2 separate regions of the Homo sapiens genome follow, and region 1 is linked to region 2. A link is a loop called in an ENCODE intact Hi-C map of the cell type or tissue named here. Cell type or tissue: ascending aorta. All regions are shown on one strand. Links, peaks and the distances in the headings refer to the core of each region. The heading gives the core; the rest is flanking DNA.

Region 1 (16,868 bases), core at 4,679-12,678, 200 kb after region 2:
CCCACTAGGCATGAGCTGGGAAAGAAATTCAGAACCCTTACTTCTTACTGCTGGCTCTCTCTTTCAAGTCTTGTCTCCAATATTTACTCCTTTAGGAGTTCTGGATATCATCTCATAAACTATAAAGGTAAATTTCTAAAGGGTTCCAAAGGAAGCCTGCCTTCAGAGTTAACAAGCCACTGTATTAGAAAAATTGTGAATTTCCTTTGTATACAACAGGATCAAACCCACCAGGTTACTTCACCCCTCAGGAGATAAGTTACTCCTGTGCATGACAGGATGACATTAACATCCACCACAGTGATGATGTGAGCACATATCAGGTCAATAGGTGCCAATAATTCTGAGATATGGATAAATTTTAATCTTCTTCCAATTCTATATTTTTTGTGAAATCTGACACAGTCCCTCTACAACTGATGGAATCAACTCCCAAATGTGGTGAACTTCGTGTCTAATTAAAGCACTCTGCAGAACTTCCCTGCGTGGGCTGAAGACTGGACCACATTCAACTGGGTTTCTGTTCAGCCTCTTTAAGAAGCAGTGGCAGCAGCTCCCCTACAAAATGATCCAGGGAAGCCACCTAAAAGGGTGGGTGATCTTCATAAATGGACAGGAAACAGAAAAGACGAATATTGGGCGGATGACAGATCCCTTAACTGGCCTTCAAGATACAAGCTGTTCTATTAAACATAGGGCCATTATGCTGGCCGGCCATCCACTTTAAACCCCAGAGTGATTAAAATGCTGGCAGGAAATGAAAGCTCTCTATTGAAGGTCCTTCCCTGAGGTCCTAATTTCAAACCAAATTTTACAGCACCGCACAGGAACAAAGGAAGCCCAGTCTTCCAAGTCTTCTTTTTGTCACTTTGGACAAAGACACCCCCTCATATTCCTCAAAGAACAATGGTCTCTGTACAGCCACAGCCACGCCAAGAATGGGCACAAACCATACAGAAACACATTTTAAAAATACATTTTACACTGCCCTTGACATTTCGGATAAATAGAAACCACTGCACTGAAATTCCAAATATTTCATCCTTTCCCTCCTCCCCTTGCCTTTATAATGAGAATTTTCCTATTCTCCCAATCTACTTGATCTTTGACATTTTGGCCTCTGTGAATGGAGGACACAGTAGAGTAGTCAAATACATTAATTATTCAGATAATTGCATTTTATTAAAATAATCACTGTAACCAAGACAATCACGATTTTCAGCAACAGAAGAGGACAGCAAGTTTGCCTACAAATCTTTTTAAATTGAAACGGCTCTAGAGTCATTCCTACTCCACAGTCCACTGTAAGCAAGCCAGGGAAAAGACGTTATCAGAACAAGATTTTTTTTTTTTTTTCACTAGCTGTTGTTTCGGGGTGGCCTTTTTTTTTTCTTCTTCTTCAGCAAAAACAGCTTTTATGTTTTTACTGAACCATTTCAGATTCACTCTTCCACACAGTGGATGTTTACTTGGATTTGGCAGGCTGAGAACAGCTGGTTGTTTGCTAACAAATGGAACATGAGACCATATGTTTCAACATTTAAGCAATTTTGAACCAACCAGAGGTATAATTCTGAGTGTCTTTTGCTGAAACTGTACATTAAATACCCAAAGGATCTGAGCTACACAAGAGATACAGGCCCTCCTTTTTTTTTTTTTTTCCTTTTTAGCACTTTTCTCTTAGCAACAAAACCACTCTACACCACTTATATCATAGACTTGCACTGCAAGTTTGCAGAGAGCACCAGCGAGCTGACAAGGGCTCTACTGCAGGGGCAGCTGTATTTTAAACAGGAAAAGACAGCTAAGCAGACCTTTTCCTTCTAATTCTGTTTGGGAACAAAATGTGTCTGAGGCTCTCTCTAGGGAGCATCAACAACATGGATACCTGCTTTCTTCATAGAAGCGTGGACCTAGTAGCTTTAAAAGAGAGTCTCTGATATTAGCATTTGGGATGACCACGTGCTTTGTTTCTCCCTCTCTCTTTTCAGAACATCCTCAAATTAAGCTGAGCTAATGAGATTCGAGTTAAACTCAAGCTGTTATGGACAAGAAATGTCCACAACAGAAGAAAAACTCTCAGTTTTTTAACGACACTTACTAGCACATTTCATTTCTTCGGTGCTTCAAGATTAATCATTAATAATGTTAGAAAATGAAACTATGGATTTAAAGTCAGGCTGAGTCAGAGCTTAGCAAGGCTTTAACAGAACATCAAGAAGAAAATTCTCTGGTCCCTGGGAGGAGAAGAGTCCCGCTTTAGACAAAATGAAACACAGTGAAAAGTCAAATATATGAGTAGACAATACAATAACTAAAATACCAAGCCCAGGAAAGTGGAATAGGAAGTTACTAGTCTCTGGAAAGTTCATGAAACCTTCCCATCCTGAATTTAGATTTGAAATACTAAGTAGAAATCAATAAATTTTTTATAAGCCACTTTCTAAAATATTAAATAAGTTACTAAGATATAATAAAAAAGGGTATGTGATCAACATTATCTCCTAAGTTTTTTGTTATTTCCATATAAAAGACTAATAGTAATTTTCCCCTCTAATTCTATTTAAAAGCAAGAATCTGACTGAGAATTTTGCAAAGCCAATGTTTTTAGCCATGTTACTAATAAGATCTCAGCAAAAACAGAAAAATTATTCCTACCCACCACTTCTCACTAAGCAACACACAAATATATATGTACCTTATTTCTCTTAGTTTAAATCTCACAACTCTAAGAAAACTGAAAAATGGGCACTCTGTGAGCATATTTCTTTGAGCCATGTAAGAGGGCGGATTTTCTCCTCTGGATTCTAAAGCAACATAGAAATTTGGGTGGGAGGCTAAGAAGCAGATATATTCAAGTTTCTAAGATGCTAACCACTGCACAAGGAAATATGTATAAAGATGTTCACTGCAGTTTTGTTTGTAAATGCAAAAAAAGTTAGACAACATCCATAGGGAAGCCATCAACTAGATGATAATACCTTCACAGAATAGAATGCCATGGGAAACAGCTTGGTGATTAGGAGCACAGCTTCAGGAGCCAGGGCATCTTGGTTTGAATCTAGTCATGCATTCACTGTCTTTGTAACCTTGGACACATTTGGGATCTTTCTTGAACTTAGTTTCCTCATCTATCAAAGAATAATAACAGTATCTGCATCCTAAAGTTATAATGAAGATTAAATGAATTAATATATATCTTCATCTAGAAATATTAATACACAGACAGTAAGAAGAACAAGACAGATGTATAAGTATCATACTTATCGACAAGAAAACGATGTCAATCACTTGTACCCATAGGCTGGAGAACAGGTGATATAGTAATATAAGGACAGAGAAGAAAAATAGGAATTTCTGTTCTTTTATGTGTGTAGCCAATAAACGTTTGAAAAACATCTCTGCTATCCTTGGCACACTGCAAGAGTTCATGTGAAGAAAACTTCGAAAAGGTGCTAAGAAAGAACAAATACTAATATTGCATCTTCAAATAAAGAGGTGCTTGAAAAATATACTCTGTTGTAGCTTACGTGTCACTTCTTCCCCTGACATATCTGTTCTTTCCAAACAAAATTATTTTGAATCCATGTAGAAATCAAATTAAAAAAAAAAACACCAAAAACCAAAAAACAAACAACAAACCATACAAAACAACTTGATTGGATCAAAGTAAAAACTGGTACATTCATAGGGGATTCCCCCTTCACAATTTTTTTTTTTTTTTTTTTTTTTTTTTTGAGACAGAGTTTCGCTCTTGTTGCCCAGGCTGAAGTGCAATGGCGAGATCTTGGCTCACGTCAACCTCTGCCTCCCAGGTTCAAGCGATTCTCCTGCTTCAGCCTCCCGAGTAGCTGAGATTACAGGTGTGCACAACCATGCCCGGCTAATTTCTGTAAGTTTAGTAGAGACGGGGGTTTCACCACGTTGATCAGGCTGGTCTCGAACTCCTGACCTCGGGTGATCCATCCGCCTTGGCCTCCCAAAGTGCTGGGATTACAGGTGTGAGCCACTGTGCTTGGTCCCCCCTCACAATTTTCTAATCTAAAAATGCAGTTTAGTTAATATTATAGTCACTCATAGTACCCAAAGGAACTACCAACATTTATGGATATATTAATATGTACAAACGAAGTTAAGTATGACCTTACTGATTTTAAAATATAAAGAAAGTGACCCTCCGCACTAAACAAGCATCTAGACATCTCTGCTTCAGAATTTGGAGAACACTGCAGACACGATGAACGCAGAATGCCTGAGGTTGCCCTGTGCATAAGGCAATGGTTCCACTGTGTTTAATTAGGGTTTTGCCAGGATTATGACTCACCCCATACATCTCAATCTGTCCAGGATTCACTTATTCATTCATCCACTCAAGAAACATTTAGCAAGTGCCTATAACTAGAGTGCAAGAAACAGAGGGGCCTATACAAACTTTCACTGGCTACGACTTGTGTTCTCCATATAAATGAAAAAAACCTACAGACGTAAAAGAAAACCAGAAGTGAGGAGTGTGCTTATTACTCATCTCAGTTGACTCTTCAGTTGGGAAAAAAGTTCAAATTCTACTGGTCTGATGGGTACAGATCACTGAAAGAGCTTTGGGGACATAAATTATCTTCCTAACTAAGCAAAAGGGCTGTCTTTTTGGTTGTGTTTGCCTTATCTTTTGCTCCCGAAACAGTTTCACACCCTAAGAATACAATGACTATTCACCTATTCAGTCCTTGCCTGGCAAAACTAGGTACACTCTGCGGCTCCTACAAAGCTTCAGAAACTTTAAATTAGCCATTTTAAGACTAAATAGAGTGGGAAAAGCATGCTGGGCAAGAGTCTAAGGAACATAAAAGAAGCATATCCTCTGATGAGGAGCCCTTTCTCCTGCTCTGCTTCACTCCAGACCAACGGCAGGGTTAGGAGGCGCTACAGCATGTGGTAGCAATCACACAGACCAATTTGTTCTGAGTATGTCAAGGTCAATGACATTATGGCTGAGGAGACTGTCTTGAGTCCTGGAAGTCTGCAATAGTTCCTGAATGTCACACAGGATCACCTAAGGTGTTTGTTTGCCATTTCCTTGATATTAGCTCTCTCAACAGCTATCTTTCTTGTAGAATTAGAAGTATGCAGAAATGAAAATACCTCATTCTGGTGGTCTTCTGTTGGTCAACAAATAAATGGTACTGATGTTGACAATGTGGGAGGCCCACCAGGAAGTCCAGCTGTATATGCTGAAATGTAACCAGTTTTCCTTCCTAAAACATATTTTATCAGTAAACTATTCTCTGGCTGTATCCAATTTAGGATATATTCTGTCTGTTCTGGCTCTAGAAGACAGAAAAGGAGGAAAATAAATAATGCCTTTTTTTTTCTTTCAGTTTCAACCTTTTTTTCATAGGTAGAAATGAGAAAAATAATACTTCTTACTTAGTGTGGACCAAAAGTTAGCTTTTGATTGCAGATGGAATCGGCCTCCCTAAATTTTTATCCTGTCATTCTTTAATTTTTTTTGAGACAAGGTCTCACTCTGGCACAATCATGGCTCACTGCAGCCTCAACCTCTCTGGGCTCAGGTGATCCTTCCACTTCAGCCTCCTGAGTAGCTGGGACTACAGGTATGTGCCGCCACGCCAGGCTAATTTCTATATTTTTTGTTGAGAAGGTGTTTTGCCCTGTTGCCCAGGCTGGTCTCGAACTCCTGGCCTCAACTGATCTGCGTGCCTCAGCCTCCTAAAGTGCTTGGATTACAGACATGAGCCACCATGCCAGGCCAATTCTTTAATTTTTTGTCGAGTTTTTCTAAATGCTTATTAATAAGTTCCAAGGCAGTTTTTCATTCTCCGCCAAGGTAAAGACTGAGCAATTAATGGGAATGAGATTTAAAGAAAAACGAAAACAAAAAAACCCTGGTACTGTGTTTTCAGAGGCAATTATATTCTAGAAATATTTAATAAAGGGGCTATAAATTCTGTTTTTAAGAAAGTTACAATGATGAAGCAACAACACATTTTGTTATTTTTAACATGGGTATTTCAGCTTAAAAAATATTCCACTCAATGTTTCCCAAATTCAATTTTTCACATAATGCGCAGTCAAATATGAATGTGGGAAAAAAAGACAAATCCAAACATAGAATATTATTTTCAAAAAATAGTGAACTAAATGTAAAGGTCCCGTAAAATGTGATATCTAGAATCTTCTGAACTCGTTCACATGACCTTCATTCTATTTATAGAAATGCAGCAATTCCCATTTGAATACAGAGCAATACCTTGTAGGAGAATTTGGTTTAGCACAAATAAACTTGAGAAAAGTGTTGACTTAAAAATAAAACACTGAAAGAGGAGGGAGAGTTTCTCTCCCTCTGTGAAAATTTCCGGAAAAGTTGTAAACAAAGGCAGGTTTGGCTCAGAGACTGAGTGACTCTGGTGAGCTGAGGAGGATGAAGAGTGTATCAAACCTCCCAGAGCGAGGAAACATTTGTAAAACAGTTAGTAAATCACAGGCGGCTAGGGTCACCAGGCTGAACAACCCGAGGACAGGCTGCCAAAACCCCAGCTGTGAAAGAAGGGGGCCGGGCACTGCCTCCCAGCTTGAACCCCATTTTGAATGATCTCTTGGTTCCATTCTCTGCCCTTTGCCTCTGTCACTTCAGAGCTCTGATAGCAATGCAGTTAATTAGCTCTGGGGCAGGGGCAGTGCTGACTGTCCCAACTGAGTGCCAAGGAGAGGACACTCGTATACTGAAAACATTCTCTGCAGAGTGACACTGATTGAGCTTTTGGTCTCGGGGACAAGGCTGAAAGTTCCAGCTGGGAAGAAAGAATCACACTCAACCTGAAACAAAAAAATGGTTACAAAGATGAACGGAAGGCAAAATATGTAGCTCAAAGTTTCCACGAATTTAAAAATATCAAGTGTTTTTTGATCACTTTTCTCCCTAACTAGTCTGTAATACATCTGTTGTTCTTTTCCTGATTTTACAGAAATGGCAATGTGGAAACTGTTAAGTTCTTCATAAACTATCTTTTTGGTTCCCCTCTTATCCCCCAGAAATCAGGAAGACAAAATAAAAATTGTAATGAAGCCCAGGCGCGGTGGCTCACACCTGTGATACCAGCACTTTGGGAGGCCGAGGTGAGCAGATCACAAGGTCAGGAGTTTGAAACCAGCCTGACCAACATGGCGAAACCCTGTTTCTACTAATAATACAAAAATTAGCCAGGTGTGGTGTCGGGCACCTGTAATCCCAGCAACTCGGGAGGCTGAGGCAGGAGAATCATTTGAACCCAGGAAGTAGAGGCTGCAGTGAGCCAAGATCGTGCCATTGTACTCCAGCCTGAGTGACAAGAGTGAAACTGTCTCGAAAAAAAGAAGAATAAAAGAGAAGTCTTGAAATTGTGAGGGGAAAAAACTATTCCCTTTTAGATCTAGGAGCTACACATAAATAAATAAAATTTAATGTAACTTAAATAATTTTTTTGAAGAGAGAGCTAGTGCACAGTAAACTTCTTCAGCAACCACACAAAATTTAATATTAGCCCTAATTCACAGCAGAGGAAGACTACTTTCATCACTGCGCTGATACTACAACCTGTCTAGAAAAAATTCAGTACCTTGATTACCTACATTAAAATAGGGCAAATACATAAGGGGAATCTTTACTTAATTGACTTAATCTATGAGATATTTAGGCTATTTATTTCTACGATTGACTCATCATCTTTTTTCTTTTGAAAACTCAGACCATCTGAGAACAACAAGACATGCTTTTGAGTTGTTTTTCTGAGTCAGATATACTCTTAGCTCATCTCATATTCTTCTGACAATGGCAGGCTAATGGTGATGCCATTTAATTCTCAGCTTTTCTTTGTAAAATATTAACTTGGCCTATTCTGAGATCAAACAAGATTTTGGGCTCAAAGGCATCATATTCTAACCAATGGAGTAGTTAGCCCAGACAGCTCCTTTAGAAGAAACACAAGTAAAATAAGAAGAAAAGTAAACTCGACCATTAAAAATTAAATAAGTAATATTTTAAAAAAAAAAGAAAATGAGGAGGGGAAAAAGGAAAGTAAACTCTTTGTTGAGAGTGTTAAGGCTTCAAGGGAGTTAAGAAAAGCATGGGCATTGAAGCCAGATCTTGGGTTAAAATCCTCATCCCAACCTTATTCGCTGTGATAGATTGCGCAAATCGTTTCAGATCTCATCAGTTTCCTCATCCGCAAAATGGGGAGAAAAATCACCACCTTTTTGGGTGCCTGTAGTCCCAGCTACTCAGGAGGCTGAGGCAGGAGAACGGCGTGAACCCGGGAGGCAGAGCTTGTAGTGAGCTGAGATCACACCACTGCACTCCAACCTGGGAGACAGAGCGAGACTCCATCTCTTTAAAAAAAAAAAAAAAAAAATCACCACCTTTCTGAAAGTACCTGGAATAGTGTCTGGCACATAAAAATTACAAAAAAAAAAAAAAAAAAAAAAAGAGGCCGGGCACAGTGGCTCACACCTGTAATCCCAGCACTTTGGGAGGCTGAGGTGGGAGGATCACGAGGTCAGGAGTTTGAGACCAGCTTCATCAACATGGTGAAACCCGGTCTCTACTAAAAATAACAAAAACTAGCCGAGCGTGGTGTCACATTCCCGTAATCCCAGCTACTTAGTAGGCTGAGGCAGGAGAATCACTTGAACCCGGGAGGCGGAGGTTGCAGTGAGCCGAGATTGCGCCACTGCACTGCAGCCTGGGCGACAGAGCGAGACCCTGTCTCAAAAAAAAAAAAAAAAAGTTAGTTTCCTTTCCCTTACCTTTCTCCCTCACTGGAAAGTACAGAAAAGGCTTTTTTAAAAGCCCATGGATTTTTCAGATTGAACGTGGAACGTACTTCACGAAGGGGGTCATGGTACCCTCTCTCACCATTAACCACAACCTGAGCAAACTCGCTAGGGCTTCCAGTCTCTCACCTCCTCCAGCACCACATTTGTTATAGTCTAAGCCAGAAGGACTCTTTCAGCCTCAAAGAAGAGAGTGTATCCCCCAAAATAAATGAACATGACTCAAACTTTGGATATTTAGCTATTTAAACATGTTGCTCACAGCTCATGTTCCCAGCTTAAGGAATTCCTCTTGGATCCTTTTTCCAGTGGCAATGGATGGTTTCCACATTACATTCTTTGCCCGCTTATGCAGCTGGCAAGCCTGATAAAATCAAAACAAATTCACAACAAATACACACATAAACACACACACTTCAGTGCTCTTGTGAGTCAGGCAAGTGGGTGATTTCCATGAGATGGAAGTATGATTACTGTCTGCAGGCCTCCTCATTCGTTCTGACTTTGCCTCTAGCAGATACCTGCGAATGCCAGGTAGTCTGCATTTAAGGAGAAATATTCCTGTCATTGTTTGGTTTTAGGTTCGGGTTAAAATGTATTTATTTCAACATTATCTTAATGTTTTAAAAGAGACCTCCTAATTTTTATGGAATGAAAAGACAACTGTATGACCTATAATTCTTTTTTTTTTTATATATACTATTTGTCCTTTCTTGCTCTGTCTGGTAAATGGGTAAACAGTGCTTTCTGAGTATGAATTAAAAATAAACACCTGTCCTGACTCAGGGCTGCTAACTTGGCTTTAAAATCCTATGAGGGTTTTTATTATTTCTAATGGAGACTGTTTGGATGAGGCAGGAAAGAGGAAAGGTAGCCCATCAAAAAAGTACATTTTCCAATTCTATTTGGAATTTCAGTACAATACTTGATTATTAGGCTCAAACAGGTTAACTGTACCTGATCCTATGGGTGTGGCAAAGAAACAAAATCCAAATTTTGGCTGAAACAGAAGCAAGATAATAGTAAAAAGATACTAATATAATAAGAGAGCCAGCCAAACAGCTGAGGATACCTCACTACCACCCGCATTGATAATCAAAAGAAATACGCTCTAGTCCTAATGCCTCTTCAGTAGGAATGTTTCGGAGGCTGAACGATCAGGATCCAGGAGGCTAACATTCCACACCAGCTCGGTCATTGATTTACCATACGGCCTTCGGCAAGCCGAGGGCCCTTTCTGAAGCTCAGGTTCCTTTATTATGAAATAAGAATAATAATCTCTCCTTTACCAAGTTGCTATGGCTATAAAATAATAAATAATGCTTTGTCAATAGTAAGTGCCAAATTGATGTTAGTTGTCACTATTATCAAACAGTGTACTGCCCAGTAAGGCAAGAATAATAAGCTAACTAACTAATTGTATTAATATTAATCTCCTTCTCATTCGCTCAGACCACTCTGACTCCTTCTGATGTCTCAAGCAAGCTGCCTTTGGGACCTGAATAAAAACTTTATCACTAAGTCAACAGTAAGTTCTAAGTTGGTTTTGTTTTGTTTTTTATAAAGAGGATAAGAAATGAAGGGGGGCAACTTCAAACTGGCTTAGACAGGATGCTGTAGTTTTGCTAAATTTTTCCCAAGCATGTTTCTATTTAAAATCATCTTTTTGGATTATTCTGGAAGAAAGGGTAACTTATCTCATCCAAAATTGGTGTTTCCAATTTCCTTATATAACAAGGCTTGAATGTTGTGGAGGAAGTAGGCAAAAACTAAAGAACCAAGAAAGATCAAAAAGCAAGAGACCTATAACCCGTAAGGTTAAGAGGTTATGACCCTAGGGCCCTGCAGTAAGGTGGATGTCTAGAAAGACATTTTCAGGTAGTTTTAAGCAAACTAACTTTACCGGGCTTTTGGAAAAGGGATAGAGATAGGATCTATTGCTGAGGACAACATTCCTGGCATGAATACGCTTACAAAGATCATAGGGATCCTATCAAAATTAAGCTGTCACTGCTGTTTGAGAAGGGAACTATGGTATTAGTAATTCATTACCCTTTGTGTTCACTGTTCAAAGTTAACATTGTCCACCTTGCAAGTATTTCTTGAATAACTTGTTCATCACAGTTATTATCCCAGTTCTAACCTTTCACAAGGTGCAGTCAGGGCACAAATTAGAAGGGAAAAAAATATGTGATTAGATAATAAAAATGAATCACATACACCTAAACAATGGTGTCACATTCTAAATTTGGTTGTGATAGCTACTATTTGCCTTTAAACTAGGGGAGGTAATTTGTAGTCAGTATGATGTCGAGTTGTCTTTACTGTAACACCATGCACTAGGTGCCCACCTGTGTTTTTCTAATGTTTGACAGGGAAGCAGTTGTAGCTGTGGCAGTGTAGAGAGGAAAGAGTAAGGCTGGCTGGCAGCATATACATTCTACACAACAGAACAGATAAAAACATGCATTTTGTGGTTCTACATGGTATACAGTAGACAGCTAAAAAGAGGGAGAAGAAATAGAAGGAAGAAATTTCTTCCTGGCATATCCCAGTAAGACCACAAATGTATTAAGGATTGGAAAAGGTTAAAAAATATAAAACAAAGATACAAGAATTGCTTTAACTAAGCTCAGGAAGGACAGACTCTACTGGACACTTTTTTTCCAGGATAGAGAAATGTTGGTTTCATTTATATATTTCTAGTAATCAGAGTATGGTAAGATATATTAAAAGTTTTGGAGCTTGTAAACATATATTAAAGGCATTCATCATCAAGGAACAATCAGTGATTTCTAAGTATCATTATCTTAAAAGCTTTAGAAACATGTACCTTTCAAACTTCCAATTACGTTAAACCAATCCACATCAATCTAAGAAAACATTTGGACTCTAAGAGTCAGGAAATTAAACCGTTAGTTCTAAAATTCCGAGGACACCTCTAAGCCTCTGTCTCATTTTTACACTTAAGGTTTGAAGATAAATGCTAAGAAAGTGTTTGAGACTAACTGAACAGTGTATTCAAATCAAACAGATTAACTAAAAGTAAATGCACAGAAGCTAAAAATGGGTCAGAATCAAAGACCGCAGGAATAGCAATAACAATGTGTCAAAAACATGTTTGTCTACTTTCACCTTCTTGCAAAACTTAACTGATCTATTGTGTAAATTAAGGTAATGGCCCTTCCCCCCAAAAGTTTTAGTATAAAATTGTTGTAGCTATTATAGAAGAAAATACTTAAATTAATGAATTATTTGAAAATCAACATATCGGGCTGGGCACAGTGGCTCAGGCCTGTAATCCCAGCACTTTGGGAGTCCGAGGCGGGTGGATCACGAGGTCAGGAGATCGAGAACATCCTGGCTAACACGGTGAAACCCCATCTCTACTAAAAATGCAAAAAATTAGCTGGGTGTGGTGGCTGGCGCCTGTAGTCCCAGCTACTTGGGAGGCTGAGGCAGGAGAATGGCATGAACCTGGGAGGTGGAGCTTGCAGTAAGCTGAGATTGGGCCACTGCACTCCAGCCTGGGGGACAGAGTGAGACTCCGTCTCAAAAAAAAAAAAAGAAAAAAAAAAAACATATCTTGCACTTTATCTTAATCGCATATCAGCAAACATCCACTAAGTACTCATATGTGCCAGACTCAGTGGATATAAACATGAAGATGACCTACTTTTCTTGCCCCCAACAAGCTTAAAATCTAATATTCATTACTATATAGATAGATGGGATAGACTTTCAGAGCCAACACCTAACACACTCATCTTATTACTTATCTATGGAAATGACCAAAACCACATCTAGAAGTCATGAGAATTTCTAATAAAGTGTTGATGCTTGAGAAACATTTGTTTTGATACTATAGGGCCACAGAACAAAGTGGGAAATTTACTTTATACAATTACACAGTAAATCTGAGTGTTTGAGGGATCAGCAGATAGCTTTGATAATTCAGGTCTCCCGAGGGTCTTTATCCAGACTGGCTTGGCACTATTCTTTCTCAGTATAGGGTCCTCTGTGTGTATATAGTTGGAAGATGTATACCTGATTGAGGGGTCCACAGCATCCTCCCTGTGCACATTCTAACTTTCTGATCTTTACTACTCATTAGAGGAGGTATCTGAGATGATCACTACAGTTCCTTCTAGTTTTGACATTCCACGAGTAAGGCTAAATGTTTGTTTCAGGCAGATCATTACAAGAAGGAAAATGCATTACCTAACTTCTATGTCAAAGCAGAAGATTCTCTAAGACAATGCCTCAATGTTGGCAAAAGAGCCTAATTTATATATCTTTATGGATTCTGATATCATGAGCTCATCCTACACCTATAAATGTATTCATTATGTAAGCTTTTCCTTAAGCAAACGTAAGACTGGAGAGGAAGAAAGTGCTGCTTGCCATTCAATTTGGCTTCAGCAGAACTCTCCATTATTAGGAAGAAGCGGCCCTTTTCTAGATAATGAGAACAAATTTTTTCTTCATCACTGTGGTGTCTTTTATTTTACTATGTCACTCTTGGAAGAGTTTGAAAGTCATATACTCTTCACCTTTGCCTCTTGAAGCATCAACAGGTTACAAAAATAATACTTTGCCTCATGGTATGCAACCTTAAGGTGAACCCAGGAAAACGGTATTTGTTATTCTGTTGGATATATTAGATGTGCAATAACGATGTATTATGAAGTAAATCAAATTACAAAAATGAACCCTATCCCTTGGATAAAATTCTGGGAGTGAGCCAACACCACAATTATTATCTTCTCTAGCATTGAATGTTCTACATAAGTGTTTGGGAGATGTAAACAGGACATAAATCTGAGACCGGTTCTTCAATCTCTCTACAAATAACCATGACATTATATATAAACTATACTTTAGAGCATATATGCTTTCTGTTTCAGCAGTTAAAATGTGTATTAGACCCTATGATAAACAGAAAAAACGGAGCATGAATGCCGATAAATGCAAGCCTTCCGTCTCAGAAAGTCTTCACTTATTTGATTAAGTTAGGTGAAAAGCAGAGCAGTCATGCTTGTAGGCTTTCTTCCTTTTCCCTTTCCTCTCCTCTTTTCATTTCTAATTCGAATCGGAAGTCTATGTGGAGCAGTCTGGCTAGCCCCAGTCTAACCTCCCCATCTGGAAGGGGACTAACCAGCCTTGGGGCTACTTCCAACCCTTCCCAGCTGTTGGGTTGGGGTTTTTTGTTTTTGTGGGCTTGAGAAAGCATATTTATATAAATGATTGCCATATCCTTTGCCAGCTGTTGACCCTGTTCTTGTCCCGGCTGGGGCATGGTTTTCATTTTTAGCGGCCACAGACTGGAAATGACCCTGATAGAGTTAGCACGCTATGCAAACAGCTTTACGCGCTATTGCTGTGACAGTTCAGACAATGGATGCACAGTGTAATCCAAGGGACCGGTGTTTCCCTTTGGGCAAATGTCACAGAATCCAGAGCTGGAAGTATCAGTTGAAAAAATAAATTCTGAGATTCACTGTGTTACGGAATAACGTCTCTCTAGTAGTTCAGACTACACTGATTTCAGATAGGGTCAGAGCAAGAATTTAGAGCAGCAACAAATGAGGCTTGAATAAACCTCAGAAGTTGTCTAGATAGATCTGCAAAGGCGACTGTGGTCTCCAAAGTTAGATGAGAGGTAAAAACAAGCTATATTTTCAGTTTTAAAACTACCTACATATGCTTCTGACATCAATGTCCATAAATAAAAATTCTAGATCCTTATACTTTAACAGCACAAAAAGATAAAAATCAGTTTGGACTTTTCATCTTTACTACAGTCTACAAACAATCATTCCCAAAGATAGCCAGTCAGATCATTCTTTATGATCATTACCAACCAGAATAAACCTATGTTTAATCTGTGCATAACTGTAGTCACAATTAACTGGAAAGTTTATAAATAAGTCTCAGCTACTTGGGAGGCTGAGGTGAGAGGATAGCTTTCAGTCTAGGAGTCTGAGTCCAGCCTGAGAAAGAGAGAGAAATTCCATCTTTAAAAAACGAGGGGGGCCGGGTGCGGTGGCTCACACCTTTGTAATCCCAGCACTTTGGGAAGCCAAGGTGGGCGGATCACTTGAGCACAGGAGTTTGAGACCAGCCTGGGCAACATGGCAAAACCCTGTCTCTACAAAAAAAAAAAAAAGAAAGAAAAAGAAAAGTTTAGCAGGGCATGGTGGCTCATGCCTACAGTCCCAGCTACTTGGGAGGCTGAGGTAGGAGGATCACCTGAGCCCAGGAGGTTGAGGCTGCAGTGAGCCATGATTGCACCATTGCACACCAGCCTAGACAACAGAATGAGACCTTGTCTGGGAAAATAAAAGGAAATAGGGAGAGTACGGCTGGTGGAGAGATGCACAGTGTTTGGTGGAAAGAGTATAAATATCCCATTAAGGATGATTTATCCTGGACAACCAATATTTCATCTGCGGTTAAATGAGAAGAGAATGAACAGCCAATTTTTACAGCTTTCACATACTGTATCCAGTCCTTCTGGGCATAAGCACAATTGGTATATGTAAAGAATAAAGAAATGTAGTTAAAAATAAATTGTTAATGCTTAAAGTGACACATCTACCTGAACATTTGTAATAAGTGATCATTTACAGGACACTTCAGTCATTGCAACAGATCGACAGAGTCTTAACTGTGAAAGCTCCATGAGAGCTTGTCAGAAAGAAGGCAGTATTAGGCTCTCCTTCATTCTCTTCAAGCCTGCAGGCTGGCTGGCTATGGTGGATGGAGACTGCCATATGTAACTGTAATTAAAATGTGAACCACATCTTAGGGGTCAGAATAGAAGAACTGACAAATAGGGGAGCTGGAGATGGAAAGTGAAGATATTTCCTAATATAGGCATTTTCAGTCTTTGAAAAACAATCCAAAAGGAAATTTAGCCTATGAATCTAAGAGTCACATAGTTAGTATATCTTTTTTTTTTTTTTTTTTGAGACAGAGTCTTGCTCTTGTTGCCCAGGCAGGAGTGCAATGGCACAATCTCGGCTCACTGCAACCTCTGCCTCTCAGGTTTAAGTGATTCTCCTGCCTCAGCCTTCTGAGTAGCTGGGATTACAGTTGCCCACCACCACACCTGACTAATTTGTGTATGTTTTAGTAGAGACAGGGTTTCACCATATTGGCCAGGCTGGTCTCGAACTCCCGACCTCAGGTGATCCACCCGCCTTGGCCTCCCAAAGTGCTAGATTACAGGAGTGAGCCACTGCGCCCGGCTTAGTTAGTATATCTTTATGACTCCTCACAAGCTTGAGGGCTAGAATTGCTTTAAAGGCAGCTCATAATTTCAGTCAGCTTTCACTTGCTGGGGGAATTAACTGATGTGATTTGGAAGCCTCTCTGAACTCGGGTTAACCAATGACAAAGTCTGTGACATTACAAGGCCATGTTTTCTTTCTCTGTCTCGCATTTGTAATAGTGAGGAAAGAATGAAGCCATTTGTTGCTTACAGCAGAATCTGACTTAAAATTTGACACCACTAATACGAGCTAATAGCACAATCTGCAGATTCCCCTCCTCTCCCCTCCCCTCCCTGCCTTTCCTTTCTTTTCTTTTTCTGAGACAGGGTCTCGCTCTGTCACCCAGGCTGGAGTGCAGTGGCACGATCTTGGCTCACTGCAACCTGTGCCTCCTGGGTTCAAGTGACTCTCCTGCCTCAGCCTCCCAAATAGCTGGGATTACAGGTGCCCACCACCAGGCCCGGCAAATTTTTGTGTTTTTAGTATAGACGGGGTTTCGTGATGTTGGCCAGGCTGGTCTCCAACTCCTGACCTCAAGCAATCCGCCCACTTCAGCCTCCCAAAGTGCTGGGATTACAGGTGTGAGCCACCACGCCCGGCTTGTACTTTTTTTATAAGCAGAATATGACTAGGTTTTCAAAAATTCAATCTTTTTTTTTTTTTTTTTTTTTTTTTTTTGAGATGGAGTTTCGCTCTTGTTGCCCAGGCTGGAGTGCAATGGCACGATCTCGGCTCACAGCAACCTCCACCTCCCGGGTTCAAGCC
Region 2 (12,909 bases), core at 1,036-9,035:
TGGAAGGAACCCAGCCCTGGAGAGGAAACCCTACAGCTATAGAATTACACGGCGCCCAAGGGGCCAGGCTCGGAGTCCGGCCGGATCTTCTGGCTACCGGGGACCGCCCTCGTAGGGGAGTCCCGGGACGGAAACCCCATCCCAGACACTCGCCGACGTTTCCTTCCTGGCCTTTCAGGTTAGCGGGTGGCTCAGCAAAAGACCAGCCCAGCGACCTGAGGACCCCCCGCCGCCACCTCCCTGTCCCTCCTCCGGTCCGACCCTCACCTCGGGCCCGGTGCAGGCGCAGCGGACTGGGCGCTGCGCCCGGGGAGGTGGGTGGTTCCCGCGCGGGGGGAGGGTCGCACGACGAGGCGTCTGACTCCGCGCCATCGCGCTCGGGTTTGCAGTGCTCCTCGTACAAGCGTAGAGACGGCAGCGTCAGCTGCTTCCTGGGGATGAGCGGATGAACCAGGTCAGCGGGGAGCCCATCCCTCCATCCCTCCTGCTCGCTGCTCCCGCGGGCACCCGCCACAGGGCTGCTGTCCTCGGCCTCTCACCTTTTCTCCCGCCGGCCGTTCCCGGTGTCCCGGAAGCCCTTGGCAAACGGGTTGTTGTCGATCTTCAGCTGTGTGATCTGCGGGGACCAAGGGGGCGGCGCTAAGTCAGGCCGTGGCTCTTCCAGCGTGGTCGGTGGCACCCCGAGGTCAGCGGGTGCTGGCCGCAGAGGGAAGACCCGGGGAGCGTCCACTTGGTACCCACCCGCCTGGGATGGGACGCCCCGAGCTGAGGCCGGTGGGAGGGCCTCGCGGAAAGCGACGGGGTCTGTCCTCCAAAAGCTTCATTCGAGGAATTATCCCTAGACAGGCCTAGACAGCCCCACACAGGCCTAAAGCAGTGCCACAGTGTCGGAACCAGCCCAAGCATGCACACCCGCCCGCGGGCTTGCGCAAGTTAAACGACTCCGCACCCGAGCAGGCGCGAACAGAGACTGCAGTTCACACGCAAGGCTGCAGGTACACACAAAGCCAAATCACACTCACGGGCTCGCACACACGCAAGTGTGCACAGACATAACAAACGCCTACGGAACCAAACGAATTCACATGCCTCCACAGGTATCCAACACACCCCAAACGGGGCACGCACAGCCCAGCGTACACCTTGGTTCACAAAGCCACAACGACCGGCACGGACACTCGTACCCTCTCTTTCACTCGACAGTGGCGCACAAGGGCACAGGCCTAGAGGGGTGATGCTCTGCCCCACTAGAACAAGGGTGGAGAAGCCGCAAGCAGAAAAAGCCCTTTGATTGGAAGGTAATTCTCTAAGCGCCTCCCAAGGGGTCTGGGGCCTAGACTGACCCAGAGCAGTAGCCAGGAGTGCTTTGGGGGGCTGTGTCACCTGTCCCACCCTCTGGCTCCCCCCGAGAGAGTGAAAACTGGGCCCCGGGTTCTGAGCATCGGTAGAGCCTGGGCAGATTGCCTCGGGCGCCCTCTCTTCACTTACATTCTCATTCCTGAGCCAAGAAATAAACGAATAAAATGTAAAAATGTCAGCGCGGGCCCGGAGTCTCAGCTAATTGTTAAGTAAACATCTCCATCAGAACGACGGCCCAGCTGTTCGCTCGCCCCAGGGGAGCCTGTGTGTGCGCGCGGTGGGATTGAGAGGGCGCCTTGAGGACTTCCGTGAGTGCTGCGCGTATGGATGCGAGGCTCGGTGCTCGGGGGCGGGCCGCAAGAGCGCGGATCCCGTGCAGGGGGCTTCGAGGGGCGATGAACGGACGGTTGGGCCTGCACGTGTTGAGGGGCGTCAGTGCAGGGGCTTAGCCCACCGCCCGCCGCGCGCACCTTGTCATTCTGGTAGGCAGTGACGGCGATGAAGTCGGTCTCCGGGAACACGTAGGTGCGGAAGGTGCTGTAAGGCAGCTTCAGGATGTCGTTGGCTCGCACTATGTGGAAGCGCGGCTGGTACTTGTGCATGGAGTTTAGGATGGTCTGCGGGGAGGGTGGGGGTCAGCCGGCAGCCACCAGCCCCGGCCCGAGCTTTTCTATTCTTTGGGTACCTGACCTCTTCCTCTCCACTTTCTCTCTCTCTCTCTCTCTCTCTCTCTCTCTCTCTCTCTCTATCGGTTCTTCCTCTTCCCCATTTTCTCCTGTCTCTGCTCTTTTCTCACCCTTATTTCTTTTTCTTCTACTTTTCCTCTCGCTTTTCTCTTTTCACAGCTTCTTTTTCTCTTGCCATTAAAAAAAATTTCCCAGTTGGAAACAGAAATGAGACAGAGCAAAAACAAAACAAAACAAAAAACAAAACAAAAAAACCAACCAAAAAACAACCCCTCCCCACAAAAGAAACCCAAACAAAATAAAACAAAACAGAGCCCTACAATTCCACTCTTAACACTCTCTTCCTTTCTGGCACTGGTAAACCCCCTAACCCCACAAAGAGGAGATTCCAACCTTCGGGGGCTCACCAACTGCCCTACCTCAGAATGGGCAGTTCCTTTTACCCTATGAAACACCACCCCCGTTCGCTGGGGCCTTGCTCAGGCATAAATGGAGAGAACCCCCAAACCCTCTCCTCCTAGTTGGGCATCTGCCTGTGGGAGGAGGGAAAGGTCTTAGGGAGGCTGGGGGGGTGGGTGGGGAGGGTGGTTTAACTTTTAAATCCCCTAGTCTTGGGGGAGGGCCAGGGACGCGGGTCTTGGCAGAAGGGTGATGGACAAGTTGAGGTCATGGGCAGGTCTTCCAAGCTCGGCACCTACAGGCCAAGAGCAGGGTGACCTCCGTGGTCCAGCACTGCAGACCCAGTCCTGGCAGCACCTGCCTCCCTATTGACGGTACAAGGGACCCTCCACGGCCTGAGGAACTGAGATTGTGAGCTGCCAGCCACTGACCCCACCATTTCCCAGGCTTGCAAAGGAGAGCGCTGGGGCCCAGGCCCAGGCCCAGCCCACGTAGACCACAGGGCAGTGACCCGGGCAGGGGCACTCTGGGGGTTTGCCCAGCGCTTCCCCCTGGGAGATCCTGCCGCCCTGCTCTCCTGCTCAGCTGCAGTGCTGGGTCAACAAGCTCCTGCACCGTCCCCACCCTGCCCCAACACTCACGAAGCCGTGCTTGTCAGAGATGTTGTTGGTCAGCTTCAGCTTGTGGAAGGCCACAGGCTTAGCCATCCACTGCTCCCCCGTGGCTGGGCTGTCTGGGTGGATGTACATGCGTTTGGGCATCTCAGGGTCGGCCTTGCCCGCCACCATCCAGCGCGAGTTGTGGAACTTATAGCGGCAATCGTCAGCGGCTACAATGTCCATCAGCAGGATATACTTGGCCTTCTTGTCCAGGCCGCTGACTCGCACCTTGAAGGGGGGGAACATCCGCCTGGGAGGGAGGGAAGGGAGGAGATCCCATTGGAACCGGCTGTTCTAGGTTCCAGGACCCCACTCCTCCTTTATTTATCCCTCCTCGTTGCGCACACCGCTGCCGCCTGGCTGTTTCCCCTGTGGTCGGCTGCTCTGCCCTCTCATCACTGCCCGGACGACCCCACCTGTGGTTGTTGCTCCCAGGAGATCCCATTTCTGCCTGTCAGACCCTCTCCTAAACAGCCTCCTTTAGGCCTTGTGCTCAGATCTGGGGACCCTCTTTCTCCCTGATCTGAGATGAAAGCTGATGCCCAGGAGAGAAGTCTAGGCCCTCTAGAAATATTCTCGCTTCTCCTTAATCTCCCCGAAATTCGTTCAGGGGAAATACCCACTTGGGACGGAAGCTCCCAGAAATAAATCTGGAGGGTGTTTGTATTGGGAACTGGGCTACAGAGCCTGATAAGACATCCTGGCCGTGCAGTTCGGGGGAAGAGGGTGAACCCGAGGCCTGGATTCTCGGTGGCTGAGTCGAAGGGTGGAGGGGCCGGGGCTGTGGCTTTCTTCAGGCTTTAAGGCCTGGGGCGGCGGATGCGTCCAGGGCTCGGATGCCCGCGGTGGAGAAAGGGCTCCCAGCCCGGTGAGGCGGAGGGCTCGGCTGACCCGGGGCTCGCTGCCAGGAACCGAGCAACCAGCGTGGGGTTAGCTGGGCCCAGGTCCCACTAGGGGCTTCGGGGTCGGAGCAGAGTCTGAGAGAGGCTGAATTTCCCCCGAGCTCGGAGACGGACCCGGACGCAGAAGAGCGAGAGCGCGGGGCGGAGGAGACCGCCAGGGCCAAGCCGCGGGGCCTCCTCTGCGCTGGGACTCAGAACGGTTGGGGCTATTCTTTAGCAGTATGTTTTCGTTTTATTTCATTCGGAGGATTTTAGCGTTTTTGTTTTAAAAAAAAATCGCTCCGGTGCCAAACGAGAAAAGTCAACTTGGTTGTCCGTGGGAGCGAAGCGTGGCGTCAGGGCCAGAACCTGGAGCCGGGAGCCGGGAGCCGGGAGTCCCCAGCTCTGCTCTGATCCGTGCAGTCCCGTGCCCCAGCCCGCCCGCCCGCCCGCGCGCCTTCCAGCCGGCCGGCAGCCCTACCTCCCGGACTTGGTGATGACCATCTCCGTGCCTAGCTTGTGGAACTGGTCCCACAGCTCCTTGGCCTCCAGCGTCACCTTGGGGTCGTCCTCCACCTCGTCCTCGGGCTCCAGGCTCTTGAGGGAGCGCAGATGCGCGGCGGGCGGGTGCGGGCCCAGTGCCGAGACGTGCAGCCCCGCCTCGGCCGCTGCTGCCGCCGCCGCCGCCGCGGCCGCCGCCCCCGCCAGGCCCGGGTCGGGCAGCGGCTTGGCCAGCGCGCCGGGCGGCAGCGCGAGTGCCGGGAAGAAGGAGGGCTGCGCCGCCGCCAGAAAGGCGGACATGGGGAAGTCGGCGGGCCGTGGCGCGTGGAACGGGTGGTAAGCCATGGCGCTGGCCGCCAGCGCCGGCTCTCTCATCGGGACATCCGGCCCAGGCGCCCGGGGGCCGGGGCCGGGGCCGGGGGCGCGCGGCTCGGACCCCCGGCCCGGGCGGCGGCGCGCGCGGTGGACGGACGACCCGGGTGGCGGGCGCAGCAGCTGCTCCTCGGGGCTTCCCGTCCGGCGCACCGCAAGGGGCACCCGGCTCTGTGCGCGGGGGCGGCGGGGGCTCTGCGCGGGGCCGGGCTGGGCCGGGCTGAGCTGGCCCGCTCCGGCGCCGGGGACCACGCGCGACTGGTTAGATCTTGTCGTGATCTCTGGAAAACTGTGACTATCTCACATGTCCTGCCCAGCTCGGATCCCCTGCGCTAACGAGCCAGGCCCCCCTTGATTGCTGATTTTACGCTTTTTGGACCAATTGTGGGTCTCCGGGGGCGGGGTTTTGACAGCTCAGGCCAAGCTCCGGCCGGGAGGGGGGGCCTGGGAGAAGGTGTCGGAAGCCTCAGCAGTAAGAAAACATGTCAACAGAATAAAATATTAACCAATGACGGGCCGCCGGGCCCCGAGACCCCTCCTCCTGCCCCGGCCCCCACCGCCCGCCCGCGCCTGCGGCTGCCTGCGCCGGACTGGAGAGCGCGGAGGGCCGACCTGACCCGCCGAAAGGGCCTGAGGCGAGGGGAGCCCGGGTCCCGGGGCCTTGGGGAAGGACCCGCAGCCGCACGCCGGCCCCAAGTGCAAAGCATTGACACGACCCCGAGCGGAGAGGGGGCGCCCTCCTTCTCCCGCGCCCAGAGGCCCGGCCGCTCTGGCCCGAGCCCCAGCCTGGCCTCCGACCCAGCTCCGGGTCGTGGCGCCGCCTGGGGGTCCCTGCGCCCCGGAAAGAGACAGCAGGCACTGGAAAGCGAGGCCGGTGGGCGGGCGAGTCGGGAGGCTCGGGCGGCCGAGGTCCGGGAGCGGATCCCAGGTGGCGGGAGCTGGTGAGTGGAGCCATGGCCGAGCCCTGCTGGGGCCGGCGCGGGCGGGAGCGGGACGCGGCCTTGCGCTGGGGAAACGCGGGGACCCCCTACCCGCGCCCGCCTTCACCGGAAGACTCGGAAGGAACCTGGAGTTCTCCGCAGGCCCGGGCCCCGCCCTGAGCTTTCCAGCGGCCGGGAGGAGCGGATCCTCGGGGCCAGGAAGGTGAGCGCACCTTTCGCTGAGCACAGGGCGGCACCGCGCGGGCGGACCCCGGATTCTCCACCCGCGACCCAACGAATTTTCGCCCTATCCGGTACCGGAGACGAAAGTCTCCTTCTTCCGAAATACCGGCTTCCTCTCTTCGCCCTGCCAACCACTTTTTTAGTTTCTTCTCATCTCTCGGAAGCGCACGTCTCCTAAGTTAAGGAGTGCTGAGTAACGCGTGAGGGAGTTGGGGTGTCTGCGAGCACCTGTGATTGAAGCCCCCTCTTCTGTGATCAGTCTTCGTTTTCTGTCTTCCGGCAGCCTCAGTTTCCCCCCCATGAAGTGATGGTGTGTGTGTGTGTGTGTGTGTGTGTGTGTGTGTGTGTGTGTGTGTCGGGCCCCGTGTGGTGCCCTCTGTGCGCAGCGAGAGCTATAACTCAAGGTGTGCACGGGGAGAGTGAAGCGACCACGCACCTGCTTCCAATCGGGCTCGGGCGCGAACACTCAGGCTGATTCCTGAAGGTCGTTTTCTGAAGGAAAAGACAGAGCATGCACTAGCCACGGGTGACATTCCCACCCGTACAACCGCGTGGTGGGCGCGTACATCCAACATTGACCCATGCAGGCGCCCGCCCACTGCGCACACCGGTCGCAGGGCACTTCGTTGTTGAACGTTGGGAGCAGCGTTTGAAGGCCGGATCTCTCCTGGCAGTGCGGATTCGGGACCGGCGGAAGCAGTATGGCCTCTGCGACCGTTATCCCTACTTTTCGGGGCCGACCCCAGGGCCCTCACAACTCCTCATCACCGCATATGTGAGCGCCGCCCCCACAGGGTTTTCTCCACGACCTCGTTCTTGGCTAGGTCGCACCTCTCTTAGTACCTCCTCTCTGGCCAGAACGAATCTTTGACTCCGAGCTGCGCAGTCTACGCAGACGGGGCAGGATCCACTGCAGTTTTCCACAGGCAAATACCTGCTGGCTCCACCTTAGGCGAGATGTGGCCTCTCGGGGAGGGACCCGTTGTGGACACGTTTGCGCAGCCGGTGAGGTGACCAGATAATAACCAGGGCAGCTTTCCTTAGCCGGGAACCCAGGTACCGGCCTAGGAATCCGTGAATACATTCGCAAAGTCGCGCGCGCGCGCGCGCGCGTGTGTGTGTGTGTGTGTGTGTGTGTGTGTGTAGACACATACTTTTGTCCTTGTAAGAGTATGTGTACATCTAAATGTGTGCGTTTTAGACATTAGTCCATTTCATTAGTCCATCCATAGCTGGTCCAGGGGTCCGAGGCCTGAAGAGTTTGAAACACTCAGGCCTGGGTTATTTGACCGAGAAACCTGGCGGCGACAGTGCAGCGGCTGCATCTGGGGACGGCGACCCCACCTACAGTGGCACCGACCTTCCCTCTGGCTTTCCGGGGCTCTGTCCGGGCCAGGATCCCACCACTCGCCCCGCCCCGCGGTCCCGCGATCACCCTGAGGTCCTGCTGCAGCCGCTCTGAAGAGTCTGTAGCGACCCCCAGCCAAACTCTCCAGCTAGGAATGCCCGAGGCTCACCGAAAGCTGGCGCTGGGGAGGCCTGGGAGGCCCTGGAGCGGCGCCGTGAGGCCTCCGCTGGGCCCCTCCCCCACCTAGGCCGGCCCCCTCCCCCTTCCCAGGAACCCCCTCCCCTGGCGGAGCCCCGGGGGCCGAGTGTGCGTGTTCCTTTAAGAGGCCCCGGGGGGCGCCTCGCGGGCCGCCCGGGGCTGGAGGGGGAGGGCGCGGGCGGGGGCGGCTGGCGCCAGGCGGCCGAGGCTCCACAACAAAGCTCCGGCCCCTGTCACTTCGCATCGGCCAGGTCCCGCAGACAGGCGGGGGACGCGCGCTCGGCCGCCCCTCCCTCTCGCAGGCGGTCTCCGGCCAGGGCGTCGGGCGGGCTTGGGCTGGTGGCGCGCGGTCTGTGCGCCCCGCGCTTCCCGCAACAGTGAAATGGGGCGGGAGCGGGGACGGCCTGGGCCGGGTGGGGCCGCGGTCCTGAGCCTGGCGTGGCTGCCCTTCCGTCCTCCGGCCCCGTCACCTCTCGCAGGGTTAAGGGGCACTGCTGGGACCTTCCCCGGGTTGAGCCTCCAGGTGGCAGGGGGTCCCCGCCGCTTCCTCCTCTGTGTGCAGGGCCGGGGTTGCGTGACCCCGCGGGCAGTGGGCAGCAGGAAGCTCGGGCTGTGCGGCCGCGTGGCAGAGCGGACGACGGACTTGCGTCCGAGTGACGGGGCGCGGGCTGCAGACTGGCTTAAGCCCTCGGTGGCAGACGAATGTGCCCAGGCTAAGCTCAGGGGACGTGTGTGGCCCCGTGCTATGGGCCCGCTGTGAGGGTGCCGCCAGGCCGTCGATCACTGCCTGGACGTGAGGAGTGTGGTGGTGAAGGACACTCCCTGGACAGAGTCGCTTCCCATCACGGCTTCCCCGCCGGACCGCACCTCCCGGAGCCCTGGCGCCAGCCAGCCCGGTTTAGCGGCCGGACCGGGCTCCCCCGCGGTCCCAGGTCTGGTTGGGGTGGGGGCCGCGGCCTCGGTGACCCCAGCCCGCAGCGGCCCGGCCCGTCCCGTCCACTTAAACAAATTGCCGCTGACAGGCGCGCAGTCTCTCTGGAGCCGCCGCCCTCCCGTCGCCTCCCTCCCGTCCCAATTATCCCGCGCAGGGTGGGGCCAACTGGCTGGGATGGGGCGGGGGACGCGGGGAGAGCGGGCGGCTCGACTCCCTCCTGGTCGCGGGGTGGCCCGGGGAAGCGTCTCCGCAGCCACGGCCTGTGTGGCCCCGTCCCTGGTCTTCCCGGGGGATGCGAGGGCAAGGCCCAGCCTGGCAGCTGTGGGCCCTGGAAGGGCGTCGTTCTGCACCTAAGGGCGAGATCACGCGGCCGAGAACCAAGGCCGCATCCCGGATGGACTTCGGGTGACTTTCCCGGAGTTCTGGGGAATCCCCTAACCCGGGGAGCTGCAGACGACTCACTGGCCCCGGGCCGCGGTTCCGCGGGTGGCCGCTGTACGCTTGAGACACCTGGTCCGCAGAAGTCAGGTGCACGTCTGTGCACCGTCGTGCGTTGGATGTGCATGGAGGCGAGATCGTGGTTATGGATGTCTGGGATCACGGGAGCGTGAACGGGGCGATCGACTGAGTGACTTGAGAGACGGGGTAGAGCGCAGGAAGGACCCCTAGGACGGGCCCACCTGCGACGGGCGGCGGTGGGGGAGTGGGGGGCTTGCCGGCGCGTTCACAGGCTCTGGGTTCGCGTTCGGAAACGCTTTCGCAGGGAGCGGGTCGGGATTCCCCGGAGCAGCACGGTGACGGCGTGCCACAATCCGGGCTCCAGCTGTGCCGCCTCCGCCCTCCCCATCCCTGCTAAGGGGCACCTGGCCTGGCTGTCAACTTCCCCTCGAACCATGGGTTTGCCTTGTGGACCCGCAGCTTCCCCTCTGCCTGCTTCTGCTCTGTCGCGCCTTCGGAAGGGCATGCTGCTCTCTCCCCTCCACTCCCTCCTTTACACATGAGGACCCTGAATCCCAGAGGTGCAGTCATGTACCCAAGGCCACGTACCTGCTGGTGGCAGAGCTGGGATGGGACCCTGGGACCTTAAAGAGAGCAAGTCCAAACCCACTCCTAAGAAGCCGGTGCTGCTGAGCTGCCTACCCCTGCTCCTACAGCAAGGTGATCCTGAGATGCCAGGGCTGCCACCCTCCCCTGGGCTCTTGCTCTGAATTCGAGACATACAGGATGCACTGTCCCTTTGCCTCTAGAGCCTCCAGTTCTAGGTCTGCAGTGGGAGGGCTGCCTTCCAGCTACACAGGGGCAAGGGAGCAGCTGCAAATTCAGTCTCTCAGCCCAGGCAGGAAGCCTGATGGAGTCAGGATGGGGATCAGTGGGGTCAGCATTCTGGATGGGATAGGGGCACAGGACAGGGAGGTCAGTTCGGATTTGGGTCCCTCTAAGGGAACTGGCCAGGGTGTGAAGCAGCCAGGTGCAGACAGGGATAGGCTCACTAGGCGTGTGACTTTGTGACCTTGGGCAAGGCCCTGCCCTTCTCTGGGGCTCAGGCTTGCTTGTCATCTGCAAAAAAAATGAGGCTCGAACAGAACTCTCAGGTACTTTCTAGTTTCATGAGTCCCTGAATTGTGAAAATAAAAAATTACCACTGAGAAACCATATACACTTCCAGACTGGTGGCTGCCTAGCCTGGCCTCTGCTCCTTGACAGAGGGGCTGGCCCTGGTGTTTGAGCTTGTGTGCTTGAATTGGCCTCAGGCCCACCGTGCCTTTTCTCATCTCAGACAGTACTCTTGCTCCTTCAGTTGCCACGCTGGCTCCCACCGGCCTCTTTCCAGATCATGAAGGTATTTTTCCTTCATCAAATTGAGAGGAAGTCCGTAGTAAAGCTGCCCGTTGACCAGGTAGTGCCGAGAGAATCGGTAGGTCACATGGATTCCTAAAGGTCCCCTGATCAGCCACAGTTTGATTCATGTTCTGATGCCCTCCCAGATGATGCCACCATTAGGTCTGCTGGGGCTGGGGGTGAGTCCCAGATTGCCCTGGATGTTATCTGTAGAGGATAGGAAGCGGCTGCTCTGGGGCCAGTGGCCAGTAAGGTCCCCAACCCTGGGGCCCAGCTCTCCCTTCCAGCTGATTACAGGCTATGGCAGGCTCCATAACCTCCCCAATTAGCCGGAGGCCAGGCCCAAGGCCTTTCTGATAACCTGAGCTCCAGTGGCAGCCGCTGTGGGGCCAGCTTATCTGGTCTCTCTTATCCTCACCCTTCCCCCACATACTCAAAGAGTTGCCCTGACTTCAAGCAGATGAATAACCAGATTGTCCTGCAAGCTCAGCCGGCAAGTCCAGCCCTACACCCACCACTTTCCCTGCCTGGGGGAGGCCACAGCTGTTTTGCCCCTGCTGGAGGGGAAGGGCCGGGCCAGGGAGGACTCCTGACTCTGTAAGCTGCCAGCCAGTTCCCTGAATGGTTGAGAGAGCCCCTGGCAGCAAGGTCTCTGCCACATCCACGTGTCCTGGGGTGGTTTCAGAGGGGCTCATGCTTCCTAGGGCAGCTGAACCCATCCCCAGGAAGACAGGCCATGGGCAGCATGCACAGGTAGCCTGGTAGCACTCTCCTCCTTGTCCCTTTTTGATTGAAACATGGCTGTAGCTGGGGGTAGGGGCAGTGCCAGGCCCATCAATAATTCAGCAAGATGGGGAAAAGCTGCAGCTCCTCCAGCACCCCCTGCTGCTGGGGCCAGGCTAGTGTTCGCAAGCATGCCTCAGTCTGGCATGTGACTTCTCGCCCTGCAGGTGCCCTGGCAGGAGGGACTGGCTTATGCCACCCTGTGCAGGATCGTCTTCTCAGCTTACAGAGCCTAGTGTGATTCAACAACCCTCCATCTCTGCCCCCAACATGCCCAACTGATCTGGTGGAGGGAACTGAAGATGAAGGCCTCTCAGGCACCATGGATGGGATGGGTGTGTGTGAAGGGGGCAGGGTCCCCAGGAGCTGCCCCAGGTCTGGCTGGACAGTTGCACGGGAAGTCCTGTTTGTGAACTCAACGTTTCCACGGCTTTTCCATTAAACTTTACCCCAAATCACACCTGGCTCTGTGGGTTTCCTTCCATTCTCCAAGGCCTCCCTGGGGTCTCTGGGAAGTGTGGGCCAGGGAAGGGGGCAAAGGACTAGCATTCGTCTCCTTCCTGCTCAATGCACCATTTTTTCTCCCTGTTCCTGTCTCTGTTGCCACTTACTTTAGGTCCGGAAGTGGTGGTGGTGGGGCGGGGGGACAAAATCAGGAACGTGTCATCTGAGGGTTCCGGCCAGGTTTCATGAGATACCCACCTTCACCTGACCACCCTTCCATCTTCTGAGTTAAAAAGAGGCAATTACAACAAGGTGCCCCCCAGATGAGGCTTTGCCAGACTCTCCCCTTGACAGCAACCCACCAGCACATGGCAAGCCCTGATCCCCAGGGAGGAGGGTCCAACCCTGTGGCACCCCAAGAACTCATTGCCTCTGGTAACAGGCAAGATGCTTAGAGAATGGGCTTCTTAAATCAGGCCCCATCCAAATTCCAGGACAAAAGTTCTTCCCATTCCAATCCTCCACTGACTCCTTCTGCCCCCAAGTTGCACATGAAAGGGGGTGTTGGGATCCTGGGCACTCAGGCCATAGGACTCTGCTCAGCATTTGGAGAGGACCCTTACCCCAGCAACTCAGGGATGGACACCAACTGCAGCGTGATTTATTGGACAAGACGTGCACTTTTCAACAGGGCCTCAGTAACCACGGTTTCCTTCACTGATCAGTACAGGACCAGGGTAAAGGGGCTTAAAGATAAGAAAGACAAACTCTTCCCATGAACAGATGGGGAAAGAAAGGAGGAAGAAGAGGCATGTCCTCCCTTCCTCCTTCCCTAGTACTCTGGGCCTCCGTTCACCCCGTGCTGGAGTGGGGCTGACCAAGGGAAGCTGGGGGCAGTGTGTGTCACAGCCAGACATGAGCTGAGGCTGTGACTGTCCACTCAGGGTCAAAATGGCCAGGTGGACGATCAACTCTGTCCCCACTCAGGCCCCCAGATCTGGTCACTGTTCCAGGCTCCCCCCACCCGCCCCACCGTGGGTATGGTTAAAAAATACAAAAGCGGATCCAATGCAGGATGTCATATGCAAACATACACAGGGACCGAGCTTCTACAGTCTCTCCTGGCCACAGCCTCCACCGACAGGTGTGGCAGAGGGCAAGTGCGCTGAGGTGCTTGGAGAAGGGTCTCTTCTCCATCCAGGTAGGATGGGCGGCTGCTGTCACTAAGCTTGGGGAAGGTGGTTGATGAAGGAAGAGCAGAGACTGAAGGGTAGGACCAGAGCGGGGCTTCTCCCCTCCTCCAGCAGGGGAGGGGGCTGGCCAGTCAGAAGCAGGTTGCTGGT

The links. A loop is a pair of places that touch in the nucleus more often than their neighbours do. Peaks named below come from ENCODE experiments on the same cell type or tissue, not always from the same donor. Only the 100,000 strongest peaks of a DNase experiment are listed, where the experiment ranks them.
Region 1: a loop joins it to region 2, with 7 times the contacts of the local background. A loop is called at or near these places in 11 of 110 quality-filtered maps.

Annotation. Positions count from the first base shown.
Region 1 is chr17:61,193,671-61,210,538 of GRCh38, reverse strand. All of the region lies in intron 22 of BCAS3 (BCAS3 microtubule associated cell migration factor), which reads right to left. Among named protein-coding and RNA genes, the nearest start is that of BCAS3-AS1, 66 kb to the right of the region's middle. In ascending aorta, for the core only: no CTCF peak of the experiment used is centred there; DNase peaks (open chromatin) are centred at 6,590, 8,654, 9,198 and 10,023; H3K4me3 peaks cover 1,939 bases; H3K27ac peaks cover 6,836 bases.
Region 2 is chr17:61,392,128-61,405,036 of GRCh38, reverse strand. TBX2 (T-box transcription factor 2) reads right to left here and starts at 5,194. Exons shown (of 7, transcript NM_005994.4): 1 at 4,466-5,194; 2 at 3,086-3,353; 3 at 1,830-1,976; 4 at 540-616; 5 at 268-431. The coding sequence starts at 4,860. TBX2-AS1 (TBX2 antisense RNA 1) reads left to right here and starts at 5,431. Exons shown (of 2, transcript NR_125751.1): 1 at 5,431-5,798; 2 at 11,290-11,581. BCAS3 (BCAS3 microtubule associated cell migration factor) reads right to left here. Exons shown (of 24, transcript NM_017679.5): 24 at 12,206-12,909. RefSeq lists a cis regulatory region at 5,110-5,121, promoters at 5,110-5,357, 4,977-6,237 and an enhancer at 7,358-7,909. In ascending aorta, for the core only: a CTCF peak has its summit at 5,554; DNase peaks (open chromatin) are centred at 4,606, 5,276, 8,046, 8,226 and 4 weaker places; H3K4me3 peaks cover 8,000 bases; H3K27ac peaks cover 8,000 bases; H3K27me3 peaks cover 743 bases.